Regions from separate parts of the Homo sapiens genome. Here regions 1 and 3 are each linked to region 2. A link is a contact called in ENCODE Hi-C or POLR2A ChIA-PET data. All regions are on one chromosome and are shown on one strand. The core of a region is the stretch at or near the end of the contact, and the rest is flanking DNA. Distances in the headings are between cores, read along the strand shown. Region 1 overlaps BCR (BCR activator of RhoGEF and GTPase). Region 2 holds the start of SMARCB1 (SWI/SNF related BAF chromatin remodeling complex subunit B1). Region 3 overlaps BCR (BCR activator of RhoGEF and GTPase).

What was found. Hi-C counts contacts between places; a loop is a spot of excess contacts on that map. ChIA-PET counts read pairs that join two places held with the same protein, here RNA polymerase II (POLR2A). Pooled maps may share reads with other maps.
Region 1: a pooled map shows a loop between it and region 2 (7-fold over the local background). The contact joins the enhancer-like site here to the promoter of SMARCB1 in region 2. A Hi-C loop is called at or near these places in 4 of 50 pooled maps.
Region 3: a pooled map shows a loop between it and region 2 (4-fold over the local background). The contact joins the enhancer-like site here to the promoter of SMARCB1 in region 2. A Hi-C loop is called at or near these places in 1 of 50 pooled maps. POLR2A ChIA-PET finds 5 or more read pairs at or near these places in 2 of 52 experiments (A673 and activated CD4-positive, alpha-beta T cell).

The regions. Positions count from the first base shown.
Region 1 is chr22:23,241,819-23,244,605 of GRCh38, forward strand. The region is part of intron 1 of BCR (BCR activator of RhoGEF and GTPase); the gene reads left to right. Among named protein-coding and RNA genes, the nearest start is that of BCR, 63 kb to the left of the region's middle. RefSeq lists enhancers at 477-1,227, 1,228-1,979, 1,545-1,774. Within about 2 kb of position 1,418, at least 3 of the 41 ENCODE cell types and tissues checked have a DNase peak (open chromatin) inside an H3K27ac peak, as active enhancers do.
Region 2 is chr22:23,785,388-23,788,443 of GRCh38, forward strand. It overlaps SMARCB1 (SWI/SNF related BAF chromatin remodeling complex subunit B1), which reads left to right and starts at 1,579. Exons shown (of 9, transcript NM_003073.5): 1 at 1,579-1,875. The coding sequence starts at 1,783.
Region 3 is chr22:23,269,002-23,271,914 of GRCh38, forward strand. BCR (BCR activator of RhoGEF and GTPase) reads left to right here. Exons shown (of 23, transcript NM_004327.4): 6 at 2,531-2,591. Among named protein-coding and RNA genes, the nearest start is that of LINC02556, 56 kb to the right of the region's middle. RefSeq lists an enhancer at 115-785 and a silencer at 160-209. Within about 2 kb of position 1,515, at least 2 of the 41 ENCODE cell types and tissues checked have a DNase peak (open chromatin) inside an H3K27ac peak, as active enhancers do.

The sequences.
Region 1 (2,787 bases), core at 168-2,667, 540 kb before region 2:
CACCTGTCTCCCTGCAGCCTCTAGGCTCCCCTCTTGTTCCAGACCCAGACATCTCCTAAATGGAGCCCAAGTCCTTGGCCTGAAGCCTGAGGCTCCCCACAAAATCACCCTCTTCCTCTCTCTCCTCTCACTGCCAGCCTGTATCCCCTTTCCCAGCTGTACCCCCTTTCCCAGAGACCACTTCCAGCCCCCCTTAGCTCTTAGTGGCCTCTGGCTGGATCTAGAAACCAAACTGACACCAGGTACATTAACAAGAGAAAAGCACACAAATGTCATTAGTTTTACAGGTGCATGGGAAACTTCACCAGAGTCAAGTCCAGACAAGTGGCCGAAGCAAGATGCTTTATCCTTTTTCGATAAAGAACAATAAGTTTGAGAAGTGGCAGGACAAGGGGGATCTGGCTAGGGGCAGTAAATTCTTGAGCAGTCACTGGGAGATATATGAGGGGTGTAAACCTGGTGGAAGATAAGGGTTACTTTGTTAAAGCATATTTATTCAGGCCCACTGCAGCCCCCGATTCCATCTCAGGTGATAAGGGCTATTTTCTCCCCTGGTTCAAGGAAGACACCCCTCCCAGAGGAATCTTTATGGCTTGCTGAGTATAGCAAGAAACAGGTCAGCTAGCCCTTTCTGAAGCTGCAGCTCGAAGTCAGTGTAGCCATCCGGTGTATTTTGGGATGGCACGTCCTTCACTCTTTCCCAGCCTTTCTGCATTTGTAAGCCCCAGGAAAGCCGGCAGCTGAGTCAGCCTGAATCCCTCCATGGGGCGTCTTTGCAGCTCCCTGCCCCTGCTGGTTGAAGGCTCTGTTGGTCGCATTCTTCTCTCTCACAGACTCTGCCCCTCCAAAGCCCTTCCAGCCCTCTCCTGGGGGCTGGGTTATCTCTGTCCTCAGACTCCATGGCACCGAGTTCAGGCCATGTCTTAGTGTCCTGTGGCTTCCTTAACAGAATGCCACAAGCTTAGTGGCTTACAACAACAAACATTTATTCTCTCCCAGTTCTGAAGACTGAAGTCCCACATCAAGGTGTCCGCAGGGCCAGGCTGTCTCTGGAGGCTCTAGGGGAGGATCCTTCCTTTCTGTTCCCAGCATCTGATGGCCCACGGCATTCCTCGACCTGGTGACAACATCTCTCCAGTCCCTGCCTCCGCCTTCAAATGGCCTCCTGTATGCCTGTGTCTTCTGTCTCTTTAAAGATATTTGTCATTGGATTTAGGGTCCATCAGTGTGATATTGTGATATAAGAAACCTGTATGTGGTCTTCCTTCTGGTTTCTGGCACAAGCTCCTAAAATCATTGTAATTTCCTGAACGATGGGGTGATAGGAGCATCTTTTGTTATTCATACAAGCCCTTTTCTGTGGGACCTGAGGTTATGCTAATGAGGTGATGCTTGAGGGGCCCCTAGATAGCTGTGGGACGGGGCTGGTTGCCAGAGGAACCAGCCACGTGATTAGAGGGTTGGAACTTTAGCTCCACCCCTGAACTCTGGGGATGGGGAGAGGGGTGGAGATTGAATTGATCACCCGTGTCTACAGCCATGCCAGCCTGATCTCGGCTGAACTGATCATCAGTGGCCAATGATTTAGTCTTGCCTACCTAGTGGAACCTCCATGAAAACACTACACAGTGAGGTTCAGAGAGCTTTCACGTTGGTGAACACATGAAGGTGCTGGGAGGGCAGTGCCCCAAGAGGCCATGGAAGCTCCCCCACAATACACACCCTGTTACCCAGCCCTCTTCCGTTTGGCTTTCGTGAGTGGTATCCTTTACAATAAACTGGTAAATGTGAGTAAAAGGTTTTCCCGAATTCTGTGAGCTGTTCTAGCAATTTTTTTTTTTTTTTTTTAAGATGGAGCCTCGCTCTGTTGCCCAGGCTGGAGTGCAGTGGCGAGATCTCGGCTCACTGCAACCTCCCGGGTTCAAATGATTCTCTTGCCTTAGCCTCCCGAGTAGCTGGGACTATAGGCGCCTGCCACCACGCCCAGCTAATTTTTGTGTTTTTAGTAGAGACGCGATTTCATCATATTGGCCAGACTGGTCTTGAACTCCTGACCTTGTGATCCGCCTGCCTCAGCCTCCCAAAGTTGCTGGGATTACAGGCATGAGCCACCGTGCCCGGCTCTAGCAAATTATTGAACCTGAGGAGGGGGTTGTGGGAACACCCCATCTCCACTCCCAGCTTTAGAGTCAGTAGGTCAGAAGTACAGGTGGCCCAGACTTCCCCCAGTGCCTTAAGTGGGAACAGTCTTGTGGTACTGAGCCCTTAACCTGTGAAGTCTGACACTTATTCCACATACTTACTGGCAGAATGGAATTAAATTATAGGACACCCGGCTGGTGTCCAGAGACTGGGAGGATTGCCTGGTGAAAGGAGAAAACCCACACGTGTGTTGTCAGGAGAGTTCTGGGGGAATAGAAACACATCATAGTAGTAGTAATTGGACAATCTAGGGTGATCTCATCTCAAAGCCTTTAACTTCATTACATCTGCAAAAAGACTCTTTCCAGGTAAGGTCGCATTCGCAGATTCTAGGGTTAGGATATGAACGTGTTCCTTTGGGGGCCCACTACAGTGGGCTTCTCACCTTGGTGTCCTCAGGGGAGCCAGTGTCTGCCTCCCTCTCCTCCGTTAGGTCCTGGCTCCGTGGTCATTTCCTCAGGGAGAGGCCCTGCTGTCCTTCCTGGGTCTGTCTTCCTCCCTCCTGCATGTGCTCCGGTGCCACCTGCCTCTCTCCCGTGGCCTTGTCATGGTTGCTGTGATGCCCACGTCACGTGACTCCATGGA
Region 2 (3,056 bases), core at 329-2,828:
TTGTATTAGGTAGTATAAGGAATCTAGAGATGATTTAAGGTATACAGGAAAGTGTGTGTAGGTTATATGCAAGTATGACACCATTTTATATAATGGACTTGAGCATCTGTGGACTTTATTATCTGCAGGGGGTCCTGGAACCAATTCCCATGGATACTGAGGGATGACTGTACTTTGGTTTCCCACCACTGTGAGGATACAGAACAAAGCAACTTCAGTCACTGCCCTTCCCAACTCTCCAGTGTCTCCTTGCCCTACCTTCCAGCCCCATGTGTGTCTTCGTAATAGCATAGTTGCATTTTTTTTTTTTTTAAGAGAGGCAGGGTCTCCCTTTGTTGCCCAGGCTGCAGTGCAGTGGTGCAATCAGCTCACTATAACCTTGAACTCCTGGGCTCAAGGGATCTTCCCCTCTCCACTTCCCAAGTAGCTGGGGCTACAGGTGCACACCGCCATGCCACACCCAGCTTATTTATTTTAGAATTTTTGTAGAGACAGGGTCTTGCTGTCTTGTCCAGTCTGGTCTCAAACTCCTGGCTTCAAGTGATCCTCCCTGCCTTGGCCTCCTAAAGAGTTGGGATTACAAGGCCGGGCGCAGTGGCTCACACCTGTAATCCCAGCACTTTGGGAGGCCGAGGGGGGCGGATCACGAGGTCAGGAGATCGAGACCATCCTGGCTAACATGGTGAAACCCTGTCTCTACTAAAAATACAAAAAATTAGCTGGGCGTGGTGGCGGGTGCCTGTAGTCCCAGCTACTTGGGAGGCTGAGGCAGGAGACTCCAGCCTCAAAAAAAAAAAAAAGAGTTGGGATTACAGGCATGAGCCGCTGAGCCCAGCCACAGCTGCAATTTCATTAGATTGAACGGTGTGAAATCATCAGTAGTGGGCCACTGTTTTACTCCCTGCATTATTCAATCATGATTGCTTTCAGACTTTCATTAGTTTCACTAGCTTCGCGCTGTAAGAGCCAAGAGGCAGAGCCACAGGGCTGGGCTGCCTGGTTTCACTCCCCACTGCAGGGCTCGGTTAAGCAGAGTGTAGGCTAAGAGAGGAATGGAGAAGGTGGAAGGTGTCTCTCCCTTCCAACGCTCATCTGATGCACCAGCCAAACCAAATACCACCTGGGCCTTTGAACATTGCCAAGCCTCATCCGCTGTTGTCATTTTGCCCACCTCCACAGCTGCAGGGACAGCCGTAGGCCCGGAACTGGGATATCTCTTCCTAGGGGCCTGCCTATCTGCTCAGCTGCACTGCGTTTTAGGGGTGGGGAAGCTAAGGCACGAGATTGGGGTCCCAAAGCATGCCCAGACCACCCAGGCTTCCAGATACTAGGTCCTCCTCCTTCAGGCCTCACTTCGTTGCTTTTCCCCTGGGCTCAGTTCCAGTCCTGGCTGTAAGACTGGGAAAGCCACTGCTTGAGTCAGGACCTCATTGGCTATTTTTGTCCGTGAGAAGTCCTCTACACCACGACTTGGGAGGCAGCCTGGGAGAAAGAGAAATTAGTCGTGGCTCCTTTAAGGGGTCCGCGGAGGCGCGCCCGGCCTTTTGTTTGAGCGGCGGCGCGCGCGTCAGCGTCAACGCCAGCGCCTGCGCACTGAGGGCGGCCTGGTCGTCGTCTGCGGCGGCGGCGGCGGCTGAGGAGCCCGGCTGAGGCGCCAGTACCCGGCCCGGTCCGCATTTCGCCTTCCGGCTTCGGTTTCCCTCGGCCCAGCACGCCCCGGCCCCGCCCCAGCCCTCCTGATCCCTCGCAGCCCGGCTCCGGCCGCCCGCCTCTGCCGCCGCAATGATGATGATGGCGCTGAGCAAGACCTTCGGGCAGAAGCCCGTGAAGTTCCAGCTGGAGGACGACGGCGAGTTCTACATGATCGGCTCCGAGGTAGCCCGGGGCGCGTTCTCGCCCTCCCCGGGCTCGGCCCCGCGGGAGCCCCGGGGCGGGCCCATGCGCCGAGAGCGCGCGTCTCCATTCATCGGGGCGGGCGGGCGCGCGCGCGCGCGCTCGGGGCTGTGGGGCGTGGCCTAGTGGGCGTGTCGGGTGTGGCCCCCGCCCCCTCATCGACCTGGGATTTCCTTACTTATTTCGCCGAGGTCCGCCGCCTTCAGTGCTGCCAAGATTTTGGCGCCGCGAGGGGCCCCAGTGGTTCCGCGCTGGGTTGGTTTCCAGTCAGACGCAAAGAAACGGGATATTGAGTTAGCCCCTGCGACGCTTGGGGGACTGCACTGCTGCCTTTGACCCTTTTTAGATGTCGTAAATTTCACGTGCACCCCTCCCCGTATTGCTACTTGTGGGAACCTCAAATGGCAGGCTGGAAACCCTGGACTTAGTGAGGGCTCATCCCCATTGTGTTTGTTGCCTCTTAGGTGAGCAGTGGAGGTCTTTTGACCTTTGTTTACCGGTGAAGAAACAGATTGGAGGAAGATGTTTGCTTTTGGGTGAATAAGGGCCCCATGCCTAAGCTAGATCTTTCAGCAGTTCTGAAGCGATTGACACTTTCCATATCTGTGAACTGATTCTGAATTATTACAGGGGAAAGAGCCTAAGGATGTTTAACCCTTAACTAGAGTGGCTGCATTTTGTTGCATCAACTGGATGACTGACTTCAGGAAAACTCTACTGGCCTTTGAATGGGTGTTTGTTCCAAGTCTATTAGGTTCTTGTTTTTTGTTTTTTATAGAGACAGGGTCTGGCTATGTTGCGCAGGCAGGTCTCCAACTCCTGGGCTCAAGCAGTCTGCCCGTCTGGGTCTCCCAAAGTGCTAGGATTACAGGCATGAGCCACCACACCCGGCCATATATTAGGTTTTTACAGATTGTCTCAAACTAGCCTTTTTTGCTCCAAAGGCAGTCCCCAGCTAGTATATGTTACCTTTTTAAAAAAATTATGGATATACAGTTCAGATGTACAAATGTCAAGCAGTAGAATCTCATGTAAGGAAGTAAGTGCCAATCCTGGAGAATTAAAGCTATCATGAAATGCCAAGAGTTTCTTCTCCTTATAGCAGTTTTTAGTATCATATTCCAGCATTTTATTCGTACTTTATTTTCTTTTATTTTTGAAAA
Region 3 (2,913 bases), core at 265-2,764, 520 kb before region 2:
GCAAAGCGACAGGTTGGAGCTGCACTAACCCAGGCCCCAGGTCTGAGAGGCTGCTGACTCCCTGCCTGCATTTAGCCCCAGGAAGCTGAAACCTCAAACCATGTGGTGTTAGCGCCCAGGGCCTCGAAAGAGTCATTCAGAAACAGAGACCATGAATGGGCCATTCAGAAGGCTGGTGGCCCAGCCAGAACCAGAACCCAGCCACACCCCTGGGTCTGCACTCCAGACTGGGGTTCTTTCTGCCCTTCTCCAGCCTGTGTCTGCCTGGTGGTCACTCTGCGACATTTTCCTCTTTGGAGGCCCTTGCCTCTTCATGAGCCCCCCATCTCGCTGTAGCTTTGCCTTCTGACTTGGCTTTCCCCCACCCAGCAAGGGTTCTGAGCAGAAAGCCCTCCGTGTGAGAACCGCAGGGTTAGAAAGAGGCATGGGCACTAGAAATAGGGAGTGAATGCGGTCACCCTTGCTGGGACACCCTCAGCTGTCACCCCTGGGCTTTGTTGCTGAGGCTTTGTGCCGTCTTATTGTTTATCACCGGATGGAGCATCACGGGCTTCGCTCTGATGTCTCCAGTGGTGACAGTACCTGCCGCTCTGTTCTTCCAGAGTCTGTGGGGCACCCTGCTCCGCCAGGTGCTGCTGGTAACAGGCTCTGCATGTATCCGGGGCTCCAGCTCCCTCCCCACTGCCAGCCTCCCTCTGGACCATTCAATCTGTTCTCTTTTCCTTTTTCATTAAATGAGCAACCCTCCTCCCCCACAGCTGGAATGGTGGCATCGAATTTCAAGTGACCTTGACAAATCAGGGACCTGATCTTTTAAGAACAGGTTACAGTTAAGCGGGCAAGTTCAAGTCCACCCAGACAGGTTTCTGCAGAGGAGGGAGGAAACACCATGGGACGCCACCTGGGGATCACGTGGTGCCACCAACCATGCACCAGTGGATTCTGAGCCATGGTTGAGATGCAGGGAGTGGGATGGGGCTCAGGACCAGCTGCAAACCGACCCACCGTGAAAGTTTGTGGCACCTGCACCATCAGGGCGACATGCACTTTGGTTCTCTGTGTTTCAAAAAAGACCCAGAGGAATTGGAGCCACCCAAAGAAAGCAGAGTCAAACGCAAGGAAGAGAAAGCAGCAAGCCCTGCAGAGGTGTTGGGGGGTCAGTGCTCAGGCGTGGGAGTTCGAAGATCACCCTCAAGTACAGGAAGGAGTGGAGTAGTGTCCGTCTTCTCCTGGGACAGTCCTGAGAGATGGGCAGCATCCAGTTAGATCTGGTTCCATGGAACACCAGCTCTCCAGACGGTAGGAATAGGAATTACATGAAAAGGGCTTTGGGAGTCAGGCCAGTTTGGGAAATGCAGGGTTAAACCAAACTCACAAGTTTTCTTGAGGCAGGTTTTCCTGGAGCTCCTAGATAACTCCCAAGCATCACACTGTCCACGGACACGTGGGCCGCCTCCCAGGCTCTTGTGAGCCCAGCACCTGGTTTTTGCAGTCTTTTGTTTGGCTCTCCCACCCCCTTACACCCTTTGGGAACTGCTGAGTCAGATATACAGAAGAACAGTCACTGCGAGGGCTGTTAAACTCTCAGGAAAGGTACCAAAGTGCATGGCAGCGTTTGGCCCCAGTGAGCTGGAAAACACTTTCGTCTGGTCTTGAGATGTTTCCTGCAGCACAAGAGGTTGGCAGAGCAACCTCAGAACCTCTTCTGTCTCTGTTTATGCTTTTGTTCAGAAGCTTAGTACCAGGAATTAATCTCAGCTCCTTCCCAGAGGATTTTAGGCACACAGGGATCTTTTATTCTGCACTTCTCCAGTGATGCTTTCAACACAATTGTATCAAAACAGCCTAGGCTATTCACTTACAAGCCCTGCTTTTGCCCTGGGAATCTTAGCACCTCATTTTTTAGTAAGTACACTTGCAGATCCGGAGAGGGCAGGTGGAGGTATAATCCAGTGTCAGTCTGCAGTGGTGGGCCTGCCCTGGCCGTCTCCAAAGATGGGTGCTCTTCGGAACTGGCAGCCCCCTGCATGCTGTCTAATTGCCCCAAGAAAACAGTGACGTGTGTTTAGGAGCATGCTCCTGTTGGCCTCCATTTACAGGATCCTCTGTGTCAGAGGATCTCAGCCAGGCGTGATTTTGTTCACAAGGGACACTTGGCAATGCCTGGAGACATTTTGGTTGTCAAAACAGCAGGAAGGCAGACGTGCTCCTGTACCTATAGGTAGAGGCCAGGGCAGCTGCTCAGCACCCTAAGGTGCCCAGGACAGCTGCTCAGAGAATCTGTAGCCCAAAATGTCAACAGTGACCTGGCTGAGAAGCCCTGTCCCAGGTGGACCGCAGCATCCAGGGCATCCTGCGTGCTCGGCTTGCTCGTGGGTCCCTGCACACCCTGTGACTTCATTATCAGCTCAGAATGCACCTGGGGTTTGTTGTAGTGAGGGAAAGCTGAAATTGTTGCCAAAGGGGGAACTGTCTGCATCATCAAAGCTGCTTCTGTCATCTGTGTGAACATGCGCTTTTCTCTCTGCAGAACCTGAGAGCCAGAAGCAACAAAGATGCCAAGGATCCAACGACCAAGAACTCTCTGGAAAGTGAGTTCTGCATGCTGAGGTCTCTGTGTGCCCTCGTCAGGGAGGCTGCTGCTGGCAGAGGGGGCGTTGTGGAAAAGCAGACACAGTGCCCACTTGGGTCATCCCTTGGTGCCTTCCCTGTTCTCTCTTCAGATAGAGTGGGCACGAGGAAAGAACAGCTCAGGGAGGGCAGGGAAGGATACCATCAGGACCAGTTTGCCACCAACATTAGCAACAAGGTGCTGCTTAAATTGACTTAAATGTTATCCTGTTGACCCCAGTGGCCTCATAAGGAGGATTTTTTTTTTTTGAGGCGGAGTTTTGGCTCACTGCAACCTCCACT